Regions from separate parts of the Mus musculus genome. Here all the other regions are linked to region 6. A link is a loop called in an ENCODE intact Hi-C map of the cell type or tissue named here. Cell type or tissue: left cerebral cortex. All regions are shown on one strand.

The links. A loop is a pair of places that touch in the nucleus more often than their neighbours do. Peaks named below come from ENCODE experiments on the same cell type or tissue, not always from the same donor. Only the 100,000 strongest peaks of a DNase experiment are listed, where the experiment ranks them.
Region 1: it touches region 6 in a loop (3-fold over the local background); 4 of 42 quality-filtered maps call a loop at or near these places.
Region 2: it touches region 6 in a loop (2.4-fold over the local background); 2 of 42 quality-filtered maps call a loop at or near these places.
Region 3: it touches region 6 in a loop (3-fold over the local background); 2 of 42 quality-filtered maps call a loop at or near these places.
Region 4: a loop joins it to region 6, with 3 times the contacts of the local background. A loop is called at or near these places in 4 of 42 quality-filtered maps.
Region 5: a loop joins it to region 6, with 4 times the contacts of the local background. A loop is called at or near these places in 11 of 42 quality-filtered maps.
Region 7: a loop joins it to region 6, with 7 times the contacts of the local background. A loop is called at or near these places in 39 of 42 quality-filtered maps.

The regions. Positions count from the first base shown.
Region 1 is chr5:40,950,822-40,954,821 of GRCm38, reverse strand. No RefSeq gene overlaps it. Among named protein-coding and RNA genes, the nearest start is that of Gm35380, 670 kb to the left of the region's middle. In left cerebral cortex, a CTCF peak has its summit at 1,694 (motif pointing right); a DNase peak (open chromatin) is centred at 1,713.
Region 2 is chr5:39,158,211-39,162,210 of GRCm38, reverse strand. No RefSeq gene overlaps it. Among named protein-coding and RNA genes, the nearest start is that of Gm46937, 78 kb to the right of the region's middle. In left cerebral cortex, no CTCF peak of the experiment used is centred here; DNase peaks (open chromatin) are centred at 2,048 and 2,380.
Region 3 is chr5:38,950,046-38,954,045 of GRCm38, reverse strand. No RefSeq gene overlaps it. Among named protein-coding and RNA genes, the nearest start is that of Clnk, 75 kb to the right of the region's middle. In left cerebral cortex, no CTCF peak of the experiment used is centred here; no DNase peak of the experiment used is centred here.
Region 4 is chr5:38,886,884-38,890,883 of GRCm38, reverse strand. No RefSeq gene overlaps it. Among named protein-coding and RNA genes, the nearest start is that of Clnk, 12 kb to the right of the region's middle. In left cerebral cortex, no CTCF peak of the experiment used is centred here; DNase peaks (open chromatin) are centred at 1,210 and 2,054; H3K27ac peaks cover 457 bases.
Region 5 is chr5:39,212,962-39,216,961 of GRCm38, reverse strand. It overlaps Gm40293 (a long non-coding RNA gene), which reads left to right. Exons shown (of 4, transcript XR_868387.1): 4 at 3,469-3,786. Among named protein-coding and RNA genes, the nearest start is that of Gm40293, 92 kb to the left of the region's middle. In left cerebral cortex, a CTCF peak has its summit at 1,685; DNase peaks (open chromatin) are centred at 482, 1,808, 2,210 and 2,766; H3K27ac peaks cover 812 bases.
Region 6 is chr5:39,638,110-39,642,109 of GRCm38, reverse strand. The region is part of intron 1 of Hs3st1 (heparan sulfate (glucosamine) 3-O-sulfotransferase 1); the gene reads left to right. Among named protein-coding and RNA genes, the nearest start is that of Hs3st1, 4.5 kb to the left of the region's middle. In left cerebral cortex, a CTCF peak has its summit at 2,441 (motif pointing right); DNase peaks (open chromatin) are centred at 1,104, 2,188, 2,441, 2,886 and 2 more places; H3K4me3 peaks cover 2,903 bases; H3K27ac peaks cover 1,283 bases.
Region 7 is chr5:38,780,126-38,784,125 of GRCm38, reverse strand. All of the region lies in intron 4 of Clnk (cytokine-dependent hematopoietic cell linker), which reads left to right. Among named protein-coding and RNA genes, the nearest start is that of Gm22779, 82 kb to the right of the region's middle. In left cerebral cortex, a CTCF peak has its summit at 2,100 (motif pointing left); DNase peaks (open chromatin) are centred at 2,105, 3,302 and 3,766.

The DNA of each region.
Region 1 (4,000 bases), 1.3 Mb before region 6:
ATAGAAATTTGACCCACATTGGAAGACTAACATCCCAAAAGAAGCTACTTTCCTTTAGAATGGCCATTGTGAGTATATAAACATTCACTGAGACACATAAAGTTTGGGACTAGGTACGTTTTTTGAGTGCTTTTTAAAAAACTGACTTGGTGATATTGTTATTTGTGAATTTATCATGGTACAGTTATTCTAAAAATTGTGTCATGAGACCCATGTGAGCTCAGGCCAGACCAAATTCCAATGTGACAAGAGAATGGCCGCTGGTTTCATTTGAGTACATAAGCTGGCAATTGGTACCTCCTGCCAGTGGGAGGGTCAGTTTTCCTTCAGTATGTACCTGGTACCTGCTTATACTTAGAGTGGTGTGGACAGAGGATTGCCTGTTTATATATTGTGCATATTTCCACCCTGGCTGGCTTAAATCTACCAAGGTGACACCACTGAGGGCATTACCTCTTCCCAGTGTAAGCTGGTTCTGGTGTGACAGTGTCCCTCCTGCAAGGTGACATTGCAAGATAATCTCCCCAGAATTCAATTTTATAGTACATGACATGGGCATATCAAAAAATGTCTCAGGTTAAATGTGATAACTTTCAGAAATACCAAATGTGGTGCTTGGTGCACAAGACTAGTTGCACAATGAGTAAACACCAAATTTTTAAATATAATTAAGCATAGAAACTGAAAATGTGTCTCAACCTTGTGTTAATGGAAAGAAAACTGATAAGAGAATTCTAGTCTCTAAAAAGAAACAAACAACAGTGGTCTTAAATTCCTATTTTCCCCATAATAACACCATGCAAATATTACTTCCTTGGCTTTCATTTCCTTTGTCAAGATCTCTCCTGTCAATCACTGAAAGGACAAAACAAATGAAAAGGGATAACTCTGGCCTTGATGCCTTTTGCACTTTACAGAAGGAACGACTGTTGCAAAGTATTCTGTCTCATAACATGTCAGAGTGAGACCTTAAATGTGAATTTACAAGGTTATAAATATGTGAATTTAAGATTTTAAATATGTGAATTTAATAAAATTGTAGGTCATAATCAAGTATTTTACAAGTTACAAAGCATCTGAGTCCATAAAATCATTGACTATGCATGCATATGCTTATGTTCTTTCTGTATATATAGAAATACACATACATATAAGAAAGTAAATTAGTGTATCATATATGTTTGATACAACCTTTTGTGCAGACTTTTGTAAATAATTTTGAATAATATACTAAAACATAATCATTGTATCATGTCATTTGGCTATTTATTCATTTATTTTTTTATTCATTTATTCATTAATTACCTGAATCATTCATGAGTCAATCTTTATGGACTCTCTTATCACATACCAGACAATATTCTTGTCAAGAAAACACACACAAATAAATAAGATAGATCTCATGGACTGTAGGAAGTGGCCTTTTTCCTGAGGTAGACATATATAGACATAACTATAAAGGGAAGAGTGCAAGAGAGCAAATTATTCATATTAATGAAAAACACAAGATTACCATTTTAGGTTTAATGAAATAGGGAGTTTAGACAAGATAGGGTAAAGGCAGTAGACATGGGAAGCAATTTTAATAATCTGTTCAGTTGCATCCACTAGATATCAATTTAGCATAGGAATGTGTAAGTATGACTCAACTTCCTCTAATCAGCAGGCTGCAGGCCTTTCTTAGCAGTACAGCTTGTGGCCTGTAGATGGCATGAATAGCTCACGGATCTGATGACTCTCCCCAGCACCTGTTGGCGGCAACCTTAAGCACTGTGCAGCAACAGTCGAGCTGTTTGCCTACCGCTGCTCCCAAGAGCAGAGCTACATATTTATTTTCTTGGTTCATCTTAAAACCTTGTGATGCAACACATTTTTCATGTCATGGATTTTTAATGTTCCTGAGCATTTTGTCAGTGCAGCTCATAAATGTATGCGTAGGAAGGCCTTTAATGTGAATGACTTTTGATCTTGAGATGTAAATAAAGAATTATTCACAAAAAAAAAAGAAAGAAAGAAAGAAAGAAAGAAAGAAAGAAAGAAAGAAAGAAAGAAAGAAAGAAAGAAAGAAAGAAAGAAAGAAAGAAAGAAAGAAAACCCGCAGTCGATACTGTGGACAAATCAGGTAAATTAAAAACAGAGGTCACCAACCCTACACACAAGTGTGCCTGCTAAGCACAGACAGTCTTTCCAACATGTAACCACCCCTCTCAACTCTAGAAGAGGGCAATCAGTTAGCACCTTAGTTCTAGGGCCAGAATTATACAAACCAATAAGTGCCTACTGCTTTATACCATAGGCAAGCTGCTGCTCCAGGTGATAAGGAATTCATACTTGAATAACCGTAAAACCTGGACTGTGAACCACACGGTTTGGGGCAGAATAATAATACAGGCAAATATTGGGTAGAAACTCAAGCTGTAAAGTCAGGAAAGATAGTGCAAGCCTATTATCCCAACACTCTGGAGGCTGAAGCATGGTGGGATATTAAAGCTAGCCTGGGCTACACAGGGTTATATAATAAGATCCAGGTCAACCAGGGATACAGACTAACAGCCCATCCTGGTGGAAAAATATCACACATCCATTCCCAATGAAAGGCATTCAAGCAAGGATTTATCAGACCAGGAGTGTGAAGGGTATTATATTCAATAATGACAAGGTTATTTTTCAATATGATAGAATAGGAATTGTCTAAGGGGTTGCAGAGAAACTCCAGAAAAGTTGTGAGGAGGGAAGCCCTTCAAACAACTGAATTGGTTTGGACAAAGTTACGTTTTGTAAGCTCGTTTTTAATCTCACAGAACTGTACACTCCAGCCCCATGATTATGGCCCAGATAGAAGTGCATATAATACTTAATGGAAGTAAATTTCCCAAGCAGAAATCAATATAATACAAAATTAAATGAATCCTTATACTCTACACAATTTACTCTATTTTTAACTTACACTATAGTAAAATATTTGCATTTGTCAGCCTTATAGCTTTTAATACACAGTTATTGTAAAAGCAATTAGAAAGTTCAGAAAATCAATTAGTAATAAAAATAACCCATAATTCCAATTTCTGATGAAGTAACTAATAATATTTCAGTGTTTAAAAACGCCTAAGTGATTAAATAACTATTCCAATATCATGATGTCTATATTTATTAAAATGTGACTGAGATTGGACTAAGTTATTGACATATAAAACCACTCATGAGGACTATGACATTTCGTGCCTTGTTAAAATTTATAGGCAATCAATGAAAATGATTTCCATTTTGAAACAAGAAAGGGGCTACTTTCAACCTTGGGCTCTATAACTAATATATTTGTGTTAAAGTCAAAGCTAAAATGAGTTATCAGGTAGCCCTCTCTCTGTTGGTGACTTCCTTTTCTGTTGCTCTTGGTGAGTAGAAGACAATTAGTTGCTGGACCTTGGTCATGCTGCACACTTAGCTTAATGTTTCCCCAATGAGAATAGCAAGTGAGTTCCTGTAATACTGTCATTTGAGAACCTCAGAAATATAATAGTCTAAAATTTCCAACCATCAGATACAATGGTGGTTTGAGGTAAGCATCCTATTGTTTTGGAGGTATAGAATGCTGTGGAATGTTCATTCACACCCCTGTTCTATACTCAGGATATATCAGTGGCAACTCACCCAATTGTGTAAGTAGAAATTGCTTTAAATATTGCTAAATATACTTTGGAATGTAAAAATCATCTTGACACTGAATCGTTGCCCAGAATCTCTTTAGTAATGATATAAAAGGATAGAAAATTTCTCAGTATATTTAGACTGACCACCATGAACTATAAATTTGAGAGCCCCTGCAGCATTACCTAGTTTTATTTCATCACAGAACCAGGATTCTGCTCTGTGCTTGTCAGAATTGTGTAGGTGCTGGAAGTCATAGGTACAGCAGTTTGTACCCTAGTATCTTTTACCCATGAAGCTCAGAGGAGTCAAGACCATCACTGTTTCCATTATATCTATTATGTGGTTTTCCACG
Region 2 (4,000 bases), 480 kb after region 6:
ATGGGGCAAAATGTATTTCAAATAAAAATGAATTCATTTCTTTCTAGCTCTCCAAGGAGCACTGGAGTTCATTGCTGTAGTGGCTCAGGCTCCTGCTCTACTGGATATGCAGCCAGATTTAGAAAGGATAGCTGAATACCTGTGGCAGATGCTCTCTCCAACGCATGACATATTTCAAGCTGGAATCATTTCTAAAAGCCCAGAGCATGATATGAGGATGCTAGTGTTGCACTGAGGGTTAAGTGTTAACAGCCACAGGTAAGGAGGTTTGTATGCAGAGGGCGAAGGGTATTTTAGTGTTTCTTCTCATGTTCCAACTTAAGAACTGAGCATGTTGCGTGATGTCCCTGGACTCATCTGAAACTAATTTCTCATTCTATGAAATGGAAATCTCTGCTCATTGTTCCTAGTTCTAAAGAGAGAGAGAAAGAAATGTGAGGGAAAGGGAGTTGACCTTTGAGAGCCCCCTCAAGCTTGAGCAGCTTGCTAATGACACTGACAACATAATAGCAATGTCGTGATTGTACAGCCCTATCTAAGCCTCAAGCACAGTGACAGTAACTCCATATGAGATTGCACACCTGGCAGCATCTTTCTGGGGCAGGGGCTCTTGTGAGCTAAGGTTTGCAAACAGGAGGTGGGAGGGTGGAGAGGTTAAAGAGCTTCTCCAAGGTCAAAAATAGCAGAGGCCAAGACTAAAGGTATGCCTGTTCCTAGAGAGATGACTGTCTATTTAATGGTCACAGGGAAACAGATGTATGCACTGGGCCTCTTACCACAGGATTGGGGGTGGGGAGAAGCTCAACTCAGTGGAGGAGGGGACATTGAGACAGACCTTGGTACAGCTGTAAAACTGGTTTCATTCCCTATCAGGGTATTGATAAGGCAACTTCATCGATCTGACCTTTGAAACTTCCCATACTTCACCTTTAATGAAGTGATAGGAAGCAGAGAAATACTTCTTTGTAAAAGGAAGAAAATATCATTTCAAGCAATGCTTTGACAAGGAAAAAACATTCTACCTTGCTCTATTCTTGTGTCTTCCATTTCACATCTAAGAAAACCACTGGTCAATGTGGATATGACTTTGCCAGCCCCCTGTGAGATACTGCAAGAAACGCTGGACTCTGGCTCTGTCTGAAAAGTCTTAAGGGTATCACTGCACCCTATGATAAAGGAGGCTGTGGTGACCTCAAATAAAGATGAGCAAACTGTCGGTCCTGCCCGGCCAGCTTGCACCCCTGCTTGTCACACACCAGAACACTCATGCCATACTGATGGCAACAGATTCCTCCTGATTCCTACTCACGGTTGCAGATTTGGGGCTTTGCAAAAAGAGTTGCCTGAGGCCTGAAATTGCAGTGTGTGTGAACCAGTAAGTGCTCAGAGCTTGAATTAATTTCTGGAGAGCCAAAAAGAAATCAATGGCCTATTTTGTATGCTCACAATACTTGTGGCCATACCTCATAAGCAATGTCAGTGACCCCACAACCATGGGGGAGGTTGCATGAAAGGGCTTTGGTGTTGATACACACATAGCTTGCATAAAAATATCAGGGGCTACCTATGTTCCCCATCACTACATATTCTACGATAGGGCAGAAAGTATCTCTCCATTTTTATGGTACAGAAAGTGAGTGATCTGAAAATCTTTTATTTGTAAGTGCAGGTCAACACTCAAACCTGAAACCCAAGCATATACTCATTCAATATCCAGGAACCTAGTGTTTTCTTTTGAAGGGGAGCTGAAACAAAGCAGAGTGAATTGCCCTAAAGCCTTGGGGTCTGAGGGCAATTGTCTCAGGATATGGTCCAGAGTAACAGCAGGAGGACCATCATGGTCTTAGAAGAATATGGGTTCGGGTCAGCGGCCAGTACCCCAACAGAATCCATCTTGCATGCATGGGCCTCTCTGGGTGTTCATGTAGTGAACACTTTGCACATAATCTAAGCACTGGAGAAATTTTCTGAAGCTACTACATGGCTGGGTATCACATTAAAGTGTGTTCTATCAAAGGTCAAGGAGTTCACAGTTGTAATCCCAGCACTTGGGAGGTTGAGGGAGAAGGATCACAAGTTTTGAGGAAGCTTTGATCTAGAAGCAAGCAAACAAACAGCAATAAACCCCAGGGCAGAGCACTTGTTTGACCCAAGAAGGTCCTGTATTTTATCTCAGCAATGTAGAAAACCAATAGAAGACCAACAATAAGCATTATTTGAGATTATATTGTAGATTTTTAAATTACTGTCCAAATTGTTCCTTCTCCAGGATAAGCACTAGTTATATGTATTTAAAATTCAGATGAGGAGTCTGTTCCATATGCATTTCATTTCATACATTCACACATTAATTCTCTTCTGCACCGCTCTGTGGGGGTGGGGGGAGCAAGCATTTTTCTGCGAGGCAGATCTTTCTTCATATCTTCTCCTGCCCCAAGTCGCAGTAGTCTGTTTGATTCCCATGCATCCTTCACCTTCTAGAAAGGAGAAAGGACATTCCATTCAGCACAGGCAACTTACTGTGCATTGTAGTTAAAACCAAATGTGCTTGAAGAGATTAGATGGATGTTAAAATGTAAAAATACATTGTGATGGTTTTATTACTTTTACTTCTGGAAAAATTAGCTCGTAGACCAGAAAATCCAATGTCAAATACTCAAAGCAACATAGGTAAGCCAATGATAAAAGCATCCTTTCAGAACAATTCAAAGCTTGCTTGTGGGTGTTCTTGGGAGTCTATACATTGGAGTGTGTAATCTGTGAGTGTGTATATGTGTGACTGTGTACATGTGTGTGTATGTATGGGTACATGTATGTGTGCACATGTGTATGTATATATGAGAGCATCTATAAGTATATTCATGATGGTATGTATGTGTGTGTACATATGTGTGTGCAAATATGAGTATATCTATGTGGATATACATGTTTGTGTGCACATTCATATGTGTTTGTTACTGTTCTAAAACCTTAGATAAACCTGAGATTACTTAATGACCTCCATCTTTTATTTTCAGGACAGGAGAAAGAAAAGGGCTTACTTAGACTATTGAATTTAAGTGCAGTAAAATTTTGCATAATGTATTCAGAGATAAGCCTTAGAGGCTGTATGTATTAGAAACCATTACCATTGAAAGTGTTACCACATGTTTAAGGGAGAGAAGACTAGGAAACAGGTGTTCATACTGTCGACTAAGCACCCAAATCCTTATCCCTTCATCATTTATCCAGAAATATCTGTTGCCTCTGGAAAGTTGTAAATATGCACACCTAGAAAACTAGAGTTCATTTACATATAATTTAGAGAACAATCTACAGAGAACTGAAGGCACTAGCTCCCTTTCCCTCAGTCTTTGTTTCTGTTTCATTGTGTTGTGTTTTTGGAAATATGTACCAATTAGAGAAAATTTCTGAGATGTCCTAAATTTAGCTATAACACAGGAGATTGGGTACGGCAGCTTAAGTTACAGCTCTGGCCCAAGCCACCAAATAACAGCAGGGAGGCTCAGGATCTATATTTCTAAATATTTATTGAAACTGTTAACCCACAACCCCAGTGACAGTCAAGGCACTGTCTAAAGTGGGAGGTACAGATGTGTCTCCAATGCATTGCAATTAACTCTGTATGTAATGACATACACAAAACACAGCTCATGGCACTAACAACTTGTACTGTGAAGTGTGGGAGGAAATAGCACAGATAAGCCACTAAAGAAGGTGGTGAGAACCGTGATGGGCAATCATTTGTGGAGATCACAGAAGTGCTCATTCTAGGCACCCTTTTCTTTGATACAGCTACACCATTTTGTAGAACCCAGAGATTATACAGGGGCATGTCAGCCTGCCATCTTTACAACATCACTCTCCTTTCTCTCCTTTGAACCTTTCAAACATGGGCTCCATGATCTGGAATTAAGCATGTCCCAAAATGTGTCTGTAATCTTTCTGAAGCTATACCCTTAAACTGGGCATGCTCAGAAACGGACTCCTGGACTGAATC
Region 3 (4,000 bases), 690 kb after region 6:
CCATACACTGGACAGGCAACAGATTCACAATAGTAACTCCGTTGTAGATACCTGCTCTTCAGAAATTCTGTTGACAAAGCAGACCCAGAACATTTATTTTGAAACTTCGGCCTGTGAAATTCTGTTGAATGGGCTTATGACCTGCAGGCTCATCCTTTTATCCTTACCCAGAGTCCTGAACTCTCCAGAATTTGGCTAACATAATAGAAAACTAGAACCAGAAACACAAGAGCCTTCAGAACCTTCAAGAAGTTCATGTTCTGAAGCATGAACATTTTCTCTTAGTGCTGGTTGATACCTTCTGGTTGCCCCTTAACTCATTTTTCCCAACTTGGAATCTTGTTACTCTTGGTTTAGAAAGGACCTCAATATGGCTACCTATAGACTGGTCAGCCCAGAGCACAGGTGAGAAGCTAGATTAGGAAGTTTTGGCTTGGAGCAGGAACACAGCAGGTAGTAGTAATGAAGATATGAAAGCAAAGAGGTGGAGCCAAAGATAAATTGTAAAGCCTATCTGGGAGAGTAGACATCCATCCAGACTCCAGACATCCACATAGGAATCCCTCCAAAGGAGTTTCCATCATCAAGGACCAGGCACCTACAGTCTGTGTTTAAATAAAGTTTTATTGGGCCATGTCAGACTGGCTTGTCCAACCCGCTGCCATGGGTACTTCCATGCCTCCCAGGCAAGCAGAAGTTCTTGAGGAGAAAATCTTAAGGCCCATAAAGCCATAAACATATAATGTCTTCTTACAGAAAGGTAAACCCAGAATCATCCTAAGATTCTCTGGAACTGTCCAACTTAAAAGGATTTTTCATTCATACTAAACTAATTCAGTGGGTCACTTCTACCTTCTACGTAGTACTTCTCTATAGCAGGCATAGTTATCCTGTGCATTAGTCAGGGTTCTCTAGAGTCACAGAACTTATGGAATGTCTCTATATATCAAGGGAATTTATTGTAACAACTTACAGTTTGGAGTCTAACTAATCTAACAATGGGCAGCTGTGAATGGGAAGTCCAAGAATCTAGTAGTTGCTCAAACTCATGAGACTAATTGTGTCACCTGGTCTTCTGTATAAGCTGGATTCTTGAAGAAGTAGGTTCTAAATAGATACACTGGTAAATAAGTGCAAGCAGGTGAAGAACGGTGAGTCTTCCTTCTTCCAATGTCCTTATGTGGGCCTCCAGCAGACGGTGTGGCCCAGATTAAAGTAATGGACCACCATACCTGGATCTGGAATTTGCTTTGTCCCCACCTGGTCTTGAACTCAGAGATTTGCCTGCCTCCGTCTCCTGGGGTTAAAGGTGTGTACTACCTTACAGGGGTCTAAGCTTTTCATGGCCACTATGCCTCAAGATCTCCATGTTCAGATCTGGGTTAGAAGCCTGTGTCTCCAGTCTCATGATGTGGATCACAAGTGTGCTTCCAGGTCTGGATTGTAGTTCATTCCAGATGTAGTCAAGTTGACAACCAAGAATAGCCATCTCATCTTGCAACCATGATCTTGCTACATCTAGATTCAGGACATCGTCTTCTGAACAAAGATTCCCAAGACACTGTTCAGTCCTTAAGCAAACAGCAGCACTTGCAGTATAGTCTTCTGTCACAAAACAATTACTGAAGTGAAGCCTACAGATGCATCTCCCTGGAATATGCTCTCATGTGTCATTCAAATCTAGTGAAATGTCACAGCCTTGAAGAAGGGATCACCAACCACATGATCCAAATAAAGACACTGTTTCCTCTGCTTGCCTTAAAGTCTCCAAAGCTCCCAGCACTAAGTCCCAGTGTACTATGGAAGCCTTTGTCTAGCTCTGACCTCTTCTCAATGGGGCTGTGGACCTCACTTACATCTTTCAGTGCCACTCTGCCAATCCCTATGAACTTAGCTCATTCACCATATAAACGCTGAGATGAATAATGAATGATGCCAATCACGAGATTTCACCTCCCATCACAGTGTTAAGATGAGTTTTAGAAAGAGGGGAGACAGTGGTTTGGGGAAACAAATGCAATACAATTACAAAATACAAAATACAAAACATGAACTACATTTTTTTAACTTTAGGGCATGCCAAAGTGTCTAATTGAATCATGGAAGAAAGCACTTTTCTTTTGTAAGATGGTGAAACCATGAAGCACAGTGACTGACAAATGTGTGGAGTGGCGTGGATCTGAGTTTAAATCTGAATATTTGAGCCTTTCAGATCAAGAACAAACACATACACACAGAGTGGTTAGAATTACTTAGCACCAGGGGTAATTCTGTGGGTTGAGGGTGAGTTATCTATAATAGTTGAACAAAAGTGTTCTAAATCTCACATTTTGTTTTTAGTTGCTCTTTGACAATCCCTGATCTGAAGATCTGGAAACCCCTGACTACTGTTCCAGCTGAAGCCCTTTGCTGCACTAGCAACCACTAGAGATGCTTGCTGTATAGTGAAAGGGGTGTTGTGGGGATGCGCACTACCTGCCCTCTAGCCCCTCAAAGAACTCTACCAGACTTCACTTCCTCTTCTAGCTGGACCTCTACATGCAGCAGATGGCACTGTTCAGACCCCATTCCACCCTCTGGTCCATATATATATATATATATATATATATATATATATATATATATATATTCAACTTAAAAATATACATTTTTACATTCACATTTCTCTTCTATTTAATTTATTTTTTTCAGTTATTCACTTTACATCTCACTCACTTTTTATGATCAGAGTAAAACTAAGAACTAAAAGGCAGCCCTGTCACGGTGAGATCTCTTCCCGCAACCCCCATTGCCTTTGGTGACGGGCAGGAATCACTTCCTGGGAACTCATGAGAAAAGCTGCCTTCTTTTGCCACAGTCTGACCTTAGGCAGCTCCATACCAAATGTGTCATTAAAGCGAGCTTTATGCCTTCACTAGCCAAAGCCGTTTCCTGTAGAGAGAGCTTCTAGCCACCACTGGGTGTAACCAATGCCTATAGCCAAAGGCTGGGCCCCTCCAGCAAGGCAGAGATCCCTTCCCTCAGGCTTGTCACCTGCCAGAGGGCTGCCCAGGACTCCAGACATTTTAGGGGAAAATACTTCTCAGCATACAAGATGCATTTTATGCTTTAATCGAAATAACAGCTTTTTTTTCCATTGCTGCAGCTAAAAGGCACCCTGTGACGAGAGAATCCTGAGTCCTGGGAGAAAGGAATGAGAAGCCAAGAAATGTTCTCTCTGGGACACTACCTCACTGTGGTAAGGAAAACAGTGACATCAAACCACGCTGAGTAAAAAATGTCTTCTTTCCCTTTCAAGAGAAAATATCCGGCTCAGCAAACAAAGAGCCCTTCAAAACTTTAGGGACTTCTAATTACAACAAATACACTTGGCTGCAAAGTGACATCTACCCTAAGATTTACAGCCTCTAGCTGCTTAGAAACTGCTAGGTTTTCAGCAGGATACTTTTGGAGACTGGAGTCAATTCTTGTTTGCCTATGAAGTTGAGGGTCTGGGGATTCCTAAACAGTCAAATTAATTCAGTTGGTAGTGATTGAATAAAAGACCCAGGTTTCATTTCTATGTCTACTGCTTTACGGCTGGCTAGGTTTTCTAAGACAAATCTTAACCTATCTGAACCCCATCCAGTTCTTCAAATGCGGTTTGCCAAAACTGCCTGCCTTTAAAGTCAAGTTGAGGAGGTAAGCGTGCATTTTAAGGTGACTGAAGCAACATGTTGTACTTCAGAGCCTGAAGTAATACTTTCATATTACTTTTTTTTTGCCACCAGACCCTTCACTTTAGAGCGGATGTAGAAAGAGCTTATGACAATAACTTTTAAATCTAAGGAAGATTTAATGGACCGGGCAGTGGTGGTGCACACCTTTAATCCCAGCTCTTGGTAGGCAGAGGCAGGTGGATTTCTGAGTTCCAGGCCAGCCTGGTCTACAGAGTGAGTTCCAGGACAGCCAGGGCTATACAGAGAAACCCTGTCTCCAAAAAAGGAAGAGGAATGAGAAG
Region 4 (4,000 bases), 750 kb after region 6:
TGCTTAGGTGACTATTGACCATGCTTCTCTTGTGGGGGCTGTAGGAGGTGATACTTTAGGCAGGGGCAGGAGTTCCAGGAGCATGAGGGAACACCTACCATGTCATGTAGGTGAATTATGACCATCAGGGTTCAGACCTCAGCTCGACTGGAGACCAGCCTGCAATTCCCCACATTTATTTATAATGTATTTAAATCATATCACATGCAATGAGTTTTTTGTAATTAGCTTCATCTTATTGCCACAACTCACAAAATTGAAGCAAGAAAACCCTATTTCCAATAAAGAAAAACAATTTGAGAAGGAATATGTGGTTTGCTCGATGTTCTCAAGACAGTACAGAGTTAGGGTGGGTTGTGAAGCCATTTCTGTGCAACTAACTAGTCCATTCTATACCTACAAGATTTAGCTAGTTTTGAAAGAAAGATAAGAACTAGAGAAAGAGAAAAAGTAAAAAACAAAGTTTTCTCTCTGTACACAATGTCCCCCTCTGGCCACTTAAGGCGTGTTCTCAGGAATGAGGAGCCATTCTTGTGGGGCTCTTGAACTTTGGAGGGTGTGATTTCAGGAAAGGTGATGGAAGTGAGTTTTCAACTCTCACTCTTTCCCCCACTCCCTACCATAATTGCGTTTTCACTGCATTTTACCTGTAAGTACCATCAATGACTTCTTTTGCTCACCAACAGAAATGATGGAATAGCATTTCCGAGATACCTGACAGCTCCTGAGGGCCCTCCAAAGTAGGTCAGCCATGCAGAGTGTTAAAACATCATCACAGTTGCCAAGGAGCTCCTGCCTTCTTGAGCTCCAACGATCTTGGATTCCTCAGCAGTTCTTCATGGATAACCTCAGGGTGGGAGCAGATTCGGGCCAATGTCTAGAAGGTTCCGCATGGATGCTCTGAAGTCACTCCTGGCAGTTCCGGATGGTCGGTGAATTCCTCCTGAAGTGGTCTCCTTCAAGCATTATTGTTGCTCACATGTATCTGGAAACACTCATTCAGTGAGGGCAGCAAATGTCCCATAGGCTGAGGGAAGGAAAGTAAGTTTCTTACTCCAAACTAGAGATTTTGCTGTTAGAGGCAAATAAAATGTCAGGTATTATTCACAAATCCGGCCCTTCTTCCTCAGTCTACCCTACACTGGGGCATTTGTTCTTAGATTATAAAGTACATATGAATCACTAGAAGGATTTATCTTATATACAAGGGCTCTAAAGTTGAAATGTTGGTTTTCATCTCTGTTCTGGGGTGTGCTGCAATGTGTATTTTTAACAAGTGACCTAGTTAGTCTGAATGACAAAACAACTTACAGGGAGACTAGTCAAACCTAAATTTACCAGAAAATAGAGTTTAAAACACTATGGCTGGATACTTGATTTACAACAAGGTCCTAGGAAGGCTAGACTGAGGGGGGAAGATGGGTCACTATAAAAAGATGACACTGAGCTGTCTGTTTTGTATCTTACCTGAGTAATTGCTCCACTTCACAATCTTGTGGTGTCATCTTCCTAGGTCTTGATAAGACACTATGTCCCAAAGAGTCCTCCTAGAGGATGAAAGGATGATAGCTCAAATCTCTCAATGCCAAAATTATAGAATTCAATGCTCCCCAAATTAACTTTCATTTTGCTTATACATGGGCTGTGGGTCCTGCTCTGTGTCTTGCCACAGTACTAACTTGCCAGTCTGTGGTTGTTGCTCAATGGTCCAGCCGTGGACATTATACTATGAAGTAGGAGTGAAATGGGTACAGCACAAAGCCCAGATAGATATTGACTGCAGTCAGAGCTATGTCTTGTCTATACAGAAGGCCAAGGCCCAAACAATGCAAAGACAAAAGGGTTTGTGTATCCTAAATAATGCAGACTCTCTTACTCCATCCACTGTCTTCTTTCACCTTTCTGACCTGTGATGATTGATCTTCATTGTAAACTTGACTGAATTTAGAATCATGTAGGATGACACACAGTTCTCTGGAATGTCTACAGAACTGTCTCTGAAGATGTTTAACTAAGGAAATAACACCTACCCTGAATGTGGGCAGCAGCATCCCATACGCTGGAGAAGGAGGTTAAATAAAAATGAGAAAGTCTGCTGAACACTGGCATCCTCTACTTTCTGCTTCCTGGTCTACCCAAATGTAAACAATTTCCCACTGGCACAGCTTCAATTATCTCATGCCTTCATCCTATGCCCTCTGTGATGGACTGTATCCCCTCAACTGAGAGCCAAGATAAATCATCTGTTCCTTACATTGCTTCTTATTGGGTATTTGGTCAAGAGAAACAACTCGTCTACCAACTTCACCTCTTTACACAAAAGGGACTGGAGAATTCTATGACTGGAAAGCTGAGCTGGCTAGGCTGAGGTGAAAGAAACTCCTGAGGACATGATGAAGAAGAGACTTTATCCTGCCTCTCAATTCTTTCTTTAGTCTCGAGAAGACCGAAAGATCCTTTGAAGCTAAGACTGGCTTGTAGACAAACAGGCATAGGGAGGCCACTGAGTTTAGCATGGAAACTTATATGAAGTAGATGAGGGTCTGGCTCAGTTAGGACTGAGTTCAAGTGCACCCCAGGTCCTATCTGAGTTTATGATTCAAGGACCTGTATATCTAAGCTCTTAAAAACAAAAACAAAAATCAAAATAGAAAACAAAAACAAACAAACAGAACAGAACAGATGTATCTACCAAGAAAATGCAGTATCTAGCTCTACGAGGCCAAGGGTGATTGCAATATTCAGAGGGAAAAAGGAGGTATATACCCTAGATGCTGAAGACCCTTTGCAGAATGCATCTATATCTGAGTTCTTTAAGGGTGTGATTGGGATTTGTTGTTGTTATTTTTGTTTTATATGTGAGAGCCTCATAATAAACCTCATCTGTGTACCAGCTAAAAGAAATATAAAAACAAAGATAGAGAGATAAAGACAGAAAGACAGATGGAAGGAAGGAAAGAAAGGAAGAGAGAGAAAGAAAGAGAGAAAGGAAAGGAGGAAGGGAAGAAGGGAAGAAGGGAGGAAGGAAGGAAGGAAGGGAGGGAGGGAGGGAGGGAGGGAGGGAGGGAGGGAGGGAGGGAGGGAGGGAGGGAGGAAGGAAGGATCTAATTTCCAAGTGGTGTTTCAGAGTAGCAAATCAGTCTGGGTTCATTTGTTATGCCTTCTGTGACAGGTACCATAGACCAGGTGGTTTTCACCAAAAGAAATATATTCCAGAGGCAGAAGTCTAAAATGAAGGTGTTGTCAAGGCTACAGAATTCCCAAACTATCCAGGAGGAGATATTTCCTGGTCTCATCCATCATTCATTAGATAAGGAGATACTTGTCACATATACCAGTCTCTGTCTCCATGTTCACAGCCTTATTTGACTTGGATAGCTCTGTGTTTCCCCTCATTTTAGACGTCAAATTGTCCAAGAACCATTTCATTGCCTCATCTTCTCTTTATGATATCAACAAAGACTCTTGGTTTTGAAAGATCACATTTAACACAATCAGCCTTGGGACTTCAGCACATCTTTTTGGAGACACAATTTAATGCATAACAGACTCCAAAGCCAAAGTGCCACTGGCAAATCCAGTCTTTAATTATACTCAATTTTTGTTGCTCTGTCTTTTCTCTCATCAACACCATCAGAATCATTATCAAGCTGTTTTTACACATTCTCATGCTTTTTGCTCCCATTGTTAGAATGTGCTAGACTCAAGCACAGCCAAATAAAACAGCAGTCTTGCAAGTCCAATAGCTCACTCCCTCCCCCTACCCCTGTGCAACCCATGCCCCAGAATCGCTGATACTTCCCAGGTGAAACTGTTACCCATTTCCAATAGTCCTGTAATGGGACCTGTCCCAACCCCCAGTGATGATTAGAGGAAGTATCCTAACCCTATGGAGCAATCTCTCAAGACAAGAGTGGTGCCTTCATCTGAGACCGAGCATCAAGCATATGATAGCTTAATATTCAAACTATTTAGCATAAATTGGAAAATCTATTTAACT
Region 5 (4,000 bases), 430 kb after region 6:
TTTACAGCTGAATAAAATTCCATTGTGAGTATATACTTTCATTATCCATTTCTCTGTTGATGGACAGCTAGGCTGATTCTGCTCCCTAGCTATTGTGGATAAAGCCCTGATAAATATGAATATGCAGATGAGTCCTCTAGGTGCCTCTGCTTGGGAACAGTATAGATAGGTCATATGGTAGTTCTATTTTTAGTGTTTTGAAAAACCTCCCTGCTAATTTCCATAGTGGGTCCACTAGCTGATACCCCCACCAACAGCGGATACATGTTTTTCTCTCCCTACATCTTTGCCAGCATTTGTTGTCATTTGTTTGCTTGTTGCTCTTCTGACTGGGATGAGTGGAACCTCAAAATAGTTCTAATTTGCATTTCTTGTTTCTGGGATGGTTTGAGATGTCTCACTTAGATTGTGCTTTGTGAAGATCACCACCCACCCCTACACAAAGCGTCAGCTACCGAGAGCGTATTCACTTCTTGCTAACATCCCGTATAAGACAGCAGTCTGTTCTTATTTGTGAGAGGTACATTCCAAGACTCCTGCATCATGGCAAGAGATTATATTAGTTAGTTTCTGTTGTTGTAATAAAACACCATGACCAAAAGTGACTTAAAGAACATAGACTTTATTTTGGTTTGCAGCTCCAGAAGAATTACATGTCACCATGTTGAGGAAGGCATAGCATGGTGGCAGGAAGCTGGCTGATTACATTTTTTCACATATGCATGAAGCTTAGAGAAAGAATAGGAAGTAGGGCAAGACTAAAAACCTCCAAGTCCATCCCCAGTGACATAATTCCTCTAGCAAATCTCTGCCTCCTACCAATTATATTGACTTCCCAAACACTGACTAGAGACTCAGTGTTCCAATGCATGAGTCTATTGGAGACAATTTACATTCAACCCAGCACAGAGATCACTAACTGACATTAAAGACAAACAATTATAAAATAAAATTGCAATTAAAATAATCTAACCCAAAATCTCTCTCTCCCTCTTCTTCTCCCTCATTCTTTCTCTCTCATTCTCTTTTTCTCTCCCTCCTTCCTCCCTTGTGTGTCTTTCTCTAGATATCTTACTATATTGCTCTGTAATTTCCAACTATTCTTGACCATAACTAACTAAAAATATACAAAGAGAAAATGCAAATAAGTAAAGCTTATTGTGTTCTTAAAAAACTCTTATGTGCTCTGAACATTGTGCAATATACCTATACTTATAGCACTCTGAAGGATATGTCGGAAGGATCCTGAGTTTTAGGCTACCCTGAGCTGCAAGACCTTGTCTCAAAACAACGTCTGCTCCCTATGTGCTGTTATAACTGTGATCCTCACTTGGTATGAAGAGTCAAATGTGCAGAGTGGCTTGCTGGGTTGATGGAATTGCACAGCTGGGGACTGTCCAAGGACCCATATCTAGTCCAGGGGCTGACCTGTTTCCTGTGATTTCTGTGGCCATATTCACCTCTTCCTCTGAGGTTTGCACCAGGAATGTGCTAAGAGGTAACACTGCCACGTCATAGTGGTGCCTTGGGGCTCAGAAGTTCATACTTCCTTATGCTTGGAAAAGTTTTCTGGGGGGGGGGGCGAAGTAGCCACAGATATACTGTAATATACAAGAGGATGGAGACTATTTGACAGCTCAGGGCCAGATGATGGCCTATAGCCCCACCTTCAGGTTACCTTTGTGTTCCAGACACTTCTCATCAGAAAGCACAGATTACATATTCAACCCACACAATCAAAAAAGAACCACAGAGCTGCTGTTTTAAATGCCCCATGCTTCATTTTGCAGCCATCCAAATCGAAATGGTGAGAAACAACTCGGATCTTTATAAAAGGCAGCCACTGTTCCTGGCTTTAGCTGAAGCCAAGAAGGAATGCCACAAAATTGGCCTGAGTCACCAGACTGCACTGCTGGCAAAGAAAGGGTGAAAGCCTTAATCTGGCTTTATCACTTGAAAGTCTGAACTCTTTTCTTCATGCCTGGTGCCATTGCTGTATGATCTTAGGTCTCTCTGCTCTTTCCTGTATCTCTATCCTTTATCACAACATTGTCTCTCCTCTGAATGTTCAAAAGCCTGAAGAACTAGTTTTAGGCATCCATGTCTCCTCAAAGAAGCCATGTTGAGCTTGCCAAAATAATAGTGTGTGGTGTTACTATCCCACACAGTGACTAAATCAAGGTAAGTTACGATCTTCTGAGTCAATCCAGCACTGCATGGTTCCCTGTAACTCCTGTCACCATCCTGCTCACTCCTTCCTATGACGAGCCTTGCTCACTGCCTCCTCCTTGCCTACTCTCACCCGAAGATACACTCATCTTTAGTCTCATCTCCATCCAAAGGTCACTTTCTCCAAGATGCTCTCTGCCCACAAAGCTAAAGGTTTTTCTCCACTCTTACTTCCCACCTTCCTGTGTTTTTGTCATCCTATATATTCCTGTATGAAATCCATATCTATATCATATCCATATTATTCCTGAACATAATTAAATATATGAACTGCATTTTGTTTTAGATATATTCTGCAAGTTTGATGAAAGGGAGGACTTTGTGTTCTATTCATATATTTTTTACTACAGGGAAGAGTGAAAGCCCAGAATAAAGACTGTGGTTTCAACATTCCCTAAACATTTTCCATGTGTGTTTTATCTCAAGTTAGAAATTGAATAAATCTGCTGATTCTGGTCTTGGCAGATGGGTATAGAAGGAAGCCACCAAACTTATCCTTTTCAGTTCTGAGCAATCTGCTGGTCTATACCATATGAGTCTTAGTTTCACCTCTCCTTTTGGATTGTCCATCATAGCTCTAATGAGGAAGGAACCCCACTTTGACACTGCCATGCTTCATGAGAGGATGCTGACCTTAGCTCCCTATGAGGAGATCTAACCTTCAGTTCATCTTTTATCCCAAGCACAGAGAATTAGAGATGAAGAATGAAAGGCTGGGTGATGTCACCACAGAGCACGTGAGACTTGGAGTTTTTGATGCACCCAGCGATGCACAGAGGCTTTGGAGGAAGAAGATACCCACAGGCTCCTTGCATGTCTCCAAAGCCAGCTTCCCCGGTGCCTACCCACGGAGGCTAAGCTCTCAGCTACTCTCAAGAAGAGTGTCCTGCAACTCTTCTATGACCTGCAGAAGTCTTTAGGAAGTGCTTCCTCTCCCATCTATATATAATAAAATAAAATAAAATAAAATAAGCCATTCCTAACAGCACAGTAGTGATGTGCCATTCAGCCCAGTCTCCACCAGCCACAGGCTATTTCTTAGCACTTGAATGTAGTTAGTTTTAATCTATCTGTGCTATTAGGTATAAAATAAACATATATTTTGAATACCTAATAAGAAATAAATATGTAAATATTCCATTGTTAAACTGATTCCAAACAGGAAGATCATATATATTGAATGTTTAAGGAACATGAAACAGATTATTAAATTACCTCTACCTTTGTATTAATTTCTAGGTTCCGCTACTGGGATGTTTAAAGTTGCATAAATAGCTGGAATTTGTAGCTCATACTGCTCTTCCACCTGTTGGCACTGTGACAGGACTATCATTCTCCTTCACTGACCTCGAGAAGAGTACAGTGCTACATCACGAATGAATGTTCCACCTTCCCTCCCTGACCCTGTCTGTCCCCCATAGAATCCATGCATGCTCTGTAAAAGGTGCCACTCCAGGCATAGCACTTGAAGACTGTCAGCTGTACCATGGAAACACTTCCCTTTGTGGAAATCTCACATGATCTCCATAGTCATGTTACATACTGAGTTCTTTAAGAAACCACCAAGCAGTTCCTCCAACTTAATCATCAAATACTCTGGTTTTCTATGTAAATAATAAGTTGCTTGTAAATCACAGATTCTAAAATCTCAAAAGCCTTTTTATGGATATTAATATTCTTATTATTCTTATTATGCTCATTTGTTATTTAATTGATGCTATCATGAAATATCAGGAGGAGTAGACATAAAGTCTATCAAGGAGAACGGGAA
Region 6 (4,000 bases):
CGTCTATATAGCTGGGACTTGTGTTTTCATCCTCAAAAGAAGAAATTCTCAGCCTTGAAAAATCCCAGGGATTCTCGGAAGGGGGAAGATTCACAGGAGCTTTTCCTGTCTTAAGTTAAAATTCAGTGGTGATTCCAAAGCAGGTGGGAGAAGGGGAGTGGCTGGGGGAGGAGGGGGAGGGATGAGCTGGTTGGTATGTGCTGCTCAGCCTCTTTGAGACCCAACCTGCACTCTGGGTGTCACACAGCCACTGACAGGACTGAGTCCCGTTCTCTCCTGGGTAAGGAGGCAAAGATAGTCAAGCATGGGATGCCTGAATGGGTTATAACCTATGTCTGCCATGAGTATCTAGACACCAGTTCCAGAGCCTGAGCTGAGGAGTGTAGCACTTTTTTGGCTGCTCTGTGACAAGTGAACTGTCTTCCAAGGTGTTACAGAAGGACAGACAGCACTTTTCATCTGAGGTTAGAAAATATGAACACTGCAGTTCTCCAGTCCCCAACTTAGCCATGGAACCATCTGCTTTCTATCTAGACTCCCTTTCTTAAACAAGAAAGCAAGAGACTGAAGGCTGTGATGAGGCCAGCCTCTGTCCCCATGACCTTAGGCCCACTGTTTCCTCTCTCTTCGTCTCCTAGTCTTTCCTGTAGATTAGTGACTGGAGAATGATTAAGAGGAAATGATAAAATACACCTAAAAGACATTTTGCTGACTACAAAACACTTGTGAAATTTTGATTATTTAATTTGCCTTTCTGGCTTTTATATTTTATATCTACTTAATGTTCATGTTAATTGTAATTGGGGTGTGCCTGCATCGGAGTTCATCACAGCCACTAAACCTAAAATGAGGGCAGATTTAAATAAGTTTCATCTTATGTGCACTCTCCATGAGTTACGTCATCTCTGAGCCTCACTGTTTCTAAGAATTACAATTTCCAGGATCAGCGTTAACTTTTAGAGTTGTTTTTTCATCTTTGTCTGTTTTCAGACAGGGTCATATATCCTGGGCTGACCTCCAAGTTGCTCTGTAGCTAAAGATGACCTTGGACATCATCTGGCTCTCCCGCTCCTAATTTCAAGTGCTGGGATTATAGACATAAACTATAGCATCCAGTTATTTTAGTGCTGTGGTTCAAACCAGTGTGCTAGGCAAGTACTCTACTAATGGACCTACATCCCTTGTCTTTTAAAGTGTTTTGCTGTAGTTTTACTTTTAAGTTTAGTGTGTACATATGTCTTAAGTAGATATATTTGTAGGGAAGGACAATATTGCTTAATCAAAAACAGAGAAAAGTTAGAAGACAGTGACTCAGCTGGGGGAGAGTGAAGCATAACCAGTTTTGTGGTCTCTCTTGTCTAAGTTGGTCATCTGCACAAAGTGTTTGCCTTTCTATCTTTCATTTTTCTCTTTTTTCAGAATTTGTCCCTAGAGCCTAGTTCAGTATCAAACACTTAATGCATTTTCCAAGATGGGTTTGGAAAAGTGAATGAATGATTGAACGGAATCTTCACAGCTATTCAAAAGAGCAGATGGTATAATTTCTATTTTAACAATTGCGAATCTGCAGATTAGGAAACGTTGTCAGTTTTCTGAAGGTACAGAGGATTCCAGATTGAAATTCAGATCTATGTGTTCTCATTACAGACTTCAGTACTGTTTTGGGGGGGGGGGGGCTCTCCCTCCATCACCACTCAAAGTCCCACTAAGTGTCTGGAAGGTACCCAGCAACCAAATATCATTTTTTTCTATATAGAATCTCCACTGTCTTGGTCAGAGAGATGCTCCTAGTTGGAGGTAGAGTTTCTTTTCCTAGTTTGTATCTTGTAGCCCTGAACTCAGTTAAATGATCCCACCAGGGAATTGGAATCTGGAGGGAGAAGTGTAAGGACACAGAAACTGTAGAGTGTTTATCATCAACTTGGGTCATGGATCAAGTGGCTGGCGTCAGCAGCAGCATCCAAGTCTCAGGATGTGCTCCCAGCGGAGCTATTCCTTGGGTACCATCTTGACATGATCCCTGGAGTCTGGTCCCCTTCATTCCTTCTCATTTTCCAAGCCTGGATTTTCGGCATCTCCCTAGATCCTAGAGGCATCACCGAGTCTTCAGACAGCTTACTTTTTGTGTCTGCGTTAAGCAGCATCTTAAGCAGCTGATGCAAACAGCCTCCACAATCCATCTTCAGGACTGCCTCTGGCATGAAGCCTTCTCAGCTCCCTCCACCCACAGGGAATTAAGTCCATAGCTTTTGCAGGCCGTTAGAATAATATTTACTGGGCCATAGTTTGTCAATAGTTATGTGCTACCGGGAGAGGACTAGAAAAATGAATACATTATTCTTTGAAGGAAAGGCTTAAACATAACAGAAATAGATCCCAAAGGACATCTTTCCTAATTTTTTTTTTCTTTCCTTCCGCATACTGCCTGCTTTTTGGTAACATTCCAGCAGGGGGCGCAAATGACAGTACCTTCAGCTGCCAGACAAGAAGCAGCCTGCATAGGACTGAAACATGGGTCTACAGCTCAGATCCAACACTCTGTTGCTAGTGAAACCTATGACCTAACCTTGCCAGGGTTTGTTTAATGTTTAATATAAATGACAGGTTAACAGTTTTATGTAAAATTTACAGACATCGGTTTCTAGCAGCCTATTCAACATGTCTAAATAACACACGTGAGTGTGCAGAGCGTTTTCCTATAAAGGGACCTCGGAGCTCTCCCACAGACCTGCAGACTATTGGCTTCTGAGTGCTTGGGATAGACGGAAGCTTTGCTTGGAATGTGACTCTCACGAAAGATCTTACCTGTAAGGCCACAACAGGAATGTGGGGAAAGGGGTATGGATGCTATAGTCACTTCCTTCCTCGTGATCTGCTTCAGCCAGTTCGGGATGTCACTGGTCTTTATCTCTGCAAGCAGTTTTAGAATCCCATTTACACCTTTAACTCATTTGCTGAGTTCCAACCCCGCTCTACTGACTGTTCTTCCTGCCAGTGACACAGTGGGGAATAAAACAGATGGAAGCCCTCACCACTGTGCACATCTAGTAGAAGACAAAGCGGGAGAACTAATGAAAATCCCTCCTGCTTAGACTGGTATATGCTAAGGATGGAAACAAAAATCAGGGAAGTGTGAGATGAAAAGTCAGGGTTGCTGGTAAGTTGAGGGGCCTAAGGCAGTTAGCCTGGGCTCTAGTTCAGTGTGACCATGTCAAGTTTCATGATCTGACACAAAATGGTTTTCAGTGTGGGAATATGGAGTTTTGATTGGACTCCGAAATTTCAAATTAATCTCTGATATTTCTCTGTAGGCCTAACTTGTTTTAATTGATGGGTAGGCATGCTGAACACAAGCCTTGCACCAGACCTTGTATTAGGTATAGTGATGGACCACCAAACCAATCAATGATATTACAGACCAAGGTGGAAGGCATCAGTGTCACAAGGGATTGGATCACCAGATCTCTGGAGGGGCTTAGGGAAGATGTCCTTGTGGAGAATTCCTGCTCAGAACACTGGTACCCAGTGCCTTTTTAATTGAACAGTGAATGTGCATACATTTGTGCCAGAAATAACTTGCCTGTGTACCTTCCCACTTCTTTTCCTTGCCTGGATTCCCTCCTTATTGACAATTTCTTTGACTGACACTAACTTTTCTTAAAAAGTATTATTGCATTGACTCTTGAGAGCAAAGTTTTTAGTTTTAGTTTTGTTTTTTTTTTTCTTTCAAAGTATGAAGGATGATTGTACCCTTAGAGGCCATCTTCCAAATCTACCCAGCTTTTCTTGATAGACAGTTGTCCAGGAGATGAGAAAATATTTTGAGTTCCCGATGAACTTCCAGGCAGTCAGATAAACTAGCAAGGTTGTGTGTCAAAGGTGGGAAGTGTTTTTAGCTGTCCTCAGTGGGCTTATCTCAGAGATAAGCCTCGTTCGTCACAGTTCCCTTTTTTCAAATCTTTTGGTCTTTCTTAAGACAATTGTGTGGCCCCTGAGTGTG
Region 7 (4,000 bases), 860 kb after region 6:
CATCACTCCAATGTAGTTCTGGACGACAGGCCAGGAAAACACATTAGCCTAGCTTTCAGAAAACTCACTCATCTCAGATGGCTGTGTTTCCACTGACAAGAATGGCACCCGGTAACATGCACCAACTTCTTGCAGCCTTTCCCTCCAGCTGCCCCAGAGCACAGCCGGTCTGTCAGGCCCACAAATCTGCAGATGTGTGGGGATCCCAGTGCTCACTCATTAGTTGTGCAGCCTTGAGCAGAGGGCTGCTTTCTGAGCCCAAGTTCCTTCCTCTGTGAAGTAGGTACAGATCTGAGCTACTCACTAGCACCCAGTCAACTAAACTCTCTTTGACGGGTTTCTCTCCCACCCCCAAAATGGGTGCAATAGAAAAATAGGAAATCCCATAGAACTCCACTAGAAAATTGGGACTTAGATGTGAGGCTTGAAACAAGAGAGAAATGGAACAGTGGGCTAGAAGAAATGTCAAGGAAATGGGCAAATCTTAGAGAACTCTGTACCTGGTGTGGAGAGGTGCCTTGCGGGTCAGCTTACGGCATGCACCCTGCACCCAACATGGGCTGCAACACAGTAGCACAAAAGCCAAGGTCCCAAAGTGAAGTGAGAGGCTAACCAGTGGATGATCCTCAGCATCCGCCTCCTTCCCTCCGTCTGCCCTGGTGTGTTCCCCTCCAGGTATGAGTCCTCTGAGGTGGATGCCTCCAAACTGTTCTAGAGTCTTTGGTCTCAAATATGCAATCTTTTCAACACCTTTCATCCTCTCCCATCATCCACGGGAATCCTGGAAGAGACTAGGACATTGGAAGGGGCTTTGTCCAGAGCAATAAAGCTGTTTGTTGGATACATGAGCTGGTAACCTGGAAGCCATGTCAGTGTAGCTAGCTATATAGAAACATAAAGGAAAGAAAGATTTTTAAGAAATCAACAGAGATTTAAAAAAAAAATGGCTTGCCCAGACATAGGTACTATCACAGGCCACTGGAATGTCTGAAACACTCTGACAGACTTGAAGTAACTAAGGACACACATGAAGGTGTACACAGGAGAATGGCCCTCTCAAGACAGCCACACACACCCTAGGTTTTTTATGGTGCTTGCATTTTCCCCTATGTTTGCCCTATGTTTTCTTTATGTTTTCGTTAAAAACATAGTAGGTCATCCATGAGAGCGGGTGCTTTGCAGCCTTAACTGGGGGAAGCCCATTTGTGCTCATGAAATTGTTGACAGCTTGTTCATAAAGGAGCAGGCAAGAAAAGAGTGTGCACAGTGTGAATAGGTATACTGATGCATATGGTGAAGAGTGGCTGTGTGTGTGTGTGTGTGTGTATGTGTATGTGTGTGTCTCACAGGATGTTCACAATATGAAAAGATACACACTGCTGTGTTGTGTCTCTATCTATATATCTGTGTGTATCTGTCAGTATGTCTATCTGTTTGTGTGTCTGTGTGTCTCTCTGTCTGCCTGTCTGTCTGTGGTTGTCAGTGTGGGTGTCTGTATATATCCTTCTATTTGTATCTGTGTGTGTCAGTGTGAAGATGTCTGCAGCCAATCGTTTGTATCAGTTGTGTCAGTGAAGCAACACTGCTTCTATTTTGAATGTCTGCATCTTATAACTCCTTCCACAGAAACATCCATTTTTATATAGTAGAAACAATGTCTCAATAGCTGAATGTTAACAAAGTCCTCCATGGACAGATACAGTGTGGCGTGTGAATGATGGGTCAATGTAGCTGCCCCTCAGTGGCATGCATGGTGCTACATTGCCCAACAAGATGAACTCATGAGTTATCTCCTTCCTGTGCCTAAGGAATGAAATTGTGGACAAGTGACTACCTTATTTGGAAAGTGTGTCCCTCCGTCCTAAGTCTCTATAGGCTTGGGGATGAGGAAATGTAAGATATTTGTTGATTCTATTAAAGATACAAGAAATTTCTTTTGGGGAAAACATTTGGGGTTTTTTATTCTAGTTTTCTAAGGTAACCAGTGTTAAAAGTTCATATCCCCCCTACTTTAAAAAGAAAAAGTAATAAAGATTTTTAAGACTGGGAGCCAAACCAGCAGGTACAAAATATGTGGGCCTCTAGTGCCCTCTGCTGGCAGATTCTATGCATTGCAGCAACTGCTAAATGAGCAGGCTAGCAACCCTAGTCTCCCAAGACTTCAGAACACTAACTGGATAGGAATAAATCAAGAAGACAGTTGAGCCGGAGTGAGGCTCTCGCCACATTCCTGGAAGCGCAAAACACAGTTTGTGGAGTTGCCTTCAAGATTCAAGCACAGCAGAAGAATCCACAGTCCACAGCCCGCCCTGGGGTTTATACTTTGGCTGGCCTTTGCTGCATCCAAGGAAGCAGGGCTTCTGCCAGGGTAACTCCAGTGCAGGAAGCTGTAGACTGTGCCTTAGAGAACCACTTGCTGAGACAGAGACAGGAAAGAAAGCTCCAGGTATCTAGAAGCTTCTGTCGGTGGTCTAGACAGCCACGCTGTTAGTCCAGGACTCCTGAAGAGCTCCTAGGAGTGTGGGTAGGCTGCCTCTCCTTCCCACCCATTCATTCGTCTGTCTAAGCAGTCAGCCAGTTTTACCCCTGGCCCATGGGACAGCCACAATAATAGAGAAAGAAACCATTAAAGTCTGACCGACCCAACGAGGAAATGTGCGTTATAAAAGAAGAGATGAAAACTTAGGGAAGGGGGCCCCTTTCCAGAGAACATTGGGTCTGTGCCCCAGATTCCAGCGAGAGCTTTCTCTCTCTGTTTGAGATTTCTGAATTGCCAGTTCTTGGTATCAAAGGGGCTGCAGATGAGCAAATAAAGCTGGAAGACCCAGTAAAGCGCTCTCTCTCTCTCTCTCTCTCTCTCTCCCTCTCTCTCTCTCTCTCTCTCTCTCTCTCTCTCTCTCTCTCTCTCTCTCTCTCTCTCGTGTGCCAGGCATCTTATAACCTTGCGTAGGATTGATTTCATTGTACTCACATATAAGTAAGATTAACTGGGCCCAAGAGAAATTAGATGGGCGGGCAAGAAGGCAGCAGAGAAGAACTCAGCCCCCACCCCCACCCCCCCACAATGCACTCTGGGTTGTACAGCAAACAACTTTAACCTCAGTCTTTCGGCCCTTACCAAAGGGATCACCAGAAGTTAGTGGCCACTAATCCCTGAGCTTCACTGCCGAGGAGGAGCCGGCTTGAGGAATCTCTGTGAAAGGTCAGCGGGACTATGGGCTTGGGCTGAGTGAGAAACTCCTGGCTGCAGGGCTGAACTTGAAAAGACAAACACAGAAGACAACACATGGTTCGTGGGCACTGAGCCAAGAAATCACACACTGTCTCGAAGCTGTGAGTTTCTACCGGGATAACATAGACTAAAACATCTCAGCAGCCATGTGGGATATATACTGTTGAGCCCTTCCACAGGGTAACATCAGTTAACCACGGTTGAAAGAGAGGGCATTTGCCTGAGCCCATATGGTTAGAAAGTGACAGGTGAGGATTTGAACCTAAAACATCTCATTAGCCCCCATTGAAACATTTTTGCCTTTCTCCCTTCTTTGGTTAGGGGCTCTACTATGTTACTGGCAAACTCCAAAGCTCACATCTCTAAGGAGCTAAAACATTGAAGGCTGCAAGCCATGTAAAAACTTCAGCAGAGACTCAGCCATGAGAAATAGTTATTATATATTTCTCTTTACTTACGTAAGGCAAATCCAGAAATAACCTGCCTAAGGCCTGTGGGTATCTCTGCTTCTGAGAGCCCTGGTGATTCCAAACATTCCCCCAATCTTATTGCTCCTTCAGTTGTGTTGGCCTGAACCCTATGAGCCCACAATAATGACGCCTGTGCACTCCAGAGCTAGAGGAAGATAAGAAAGTGAGTCACAACTTAAGAAAGGCTCCTGGAAGCTGTGAGTTGATTCGCTGCCTAAATTACATTGACCAGAACTTGGATTTGTGGCCACAGATAGCACCATGTAGCCAGCAACCTAGCAGACCTCAAGTGGCAAGT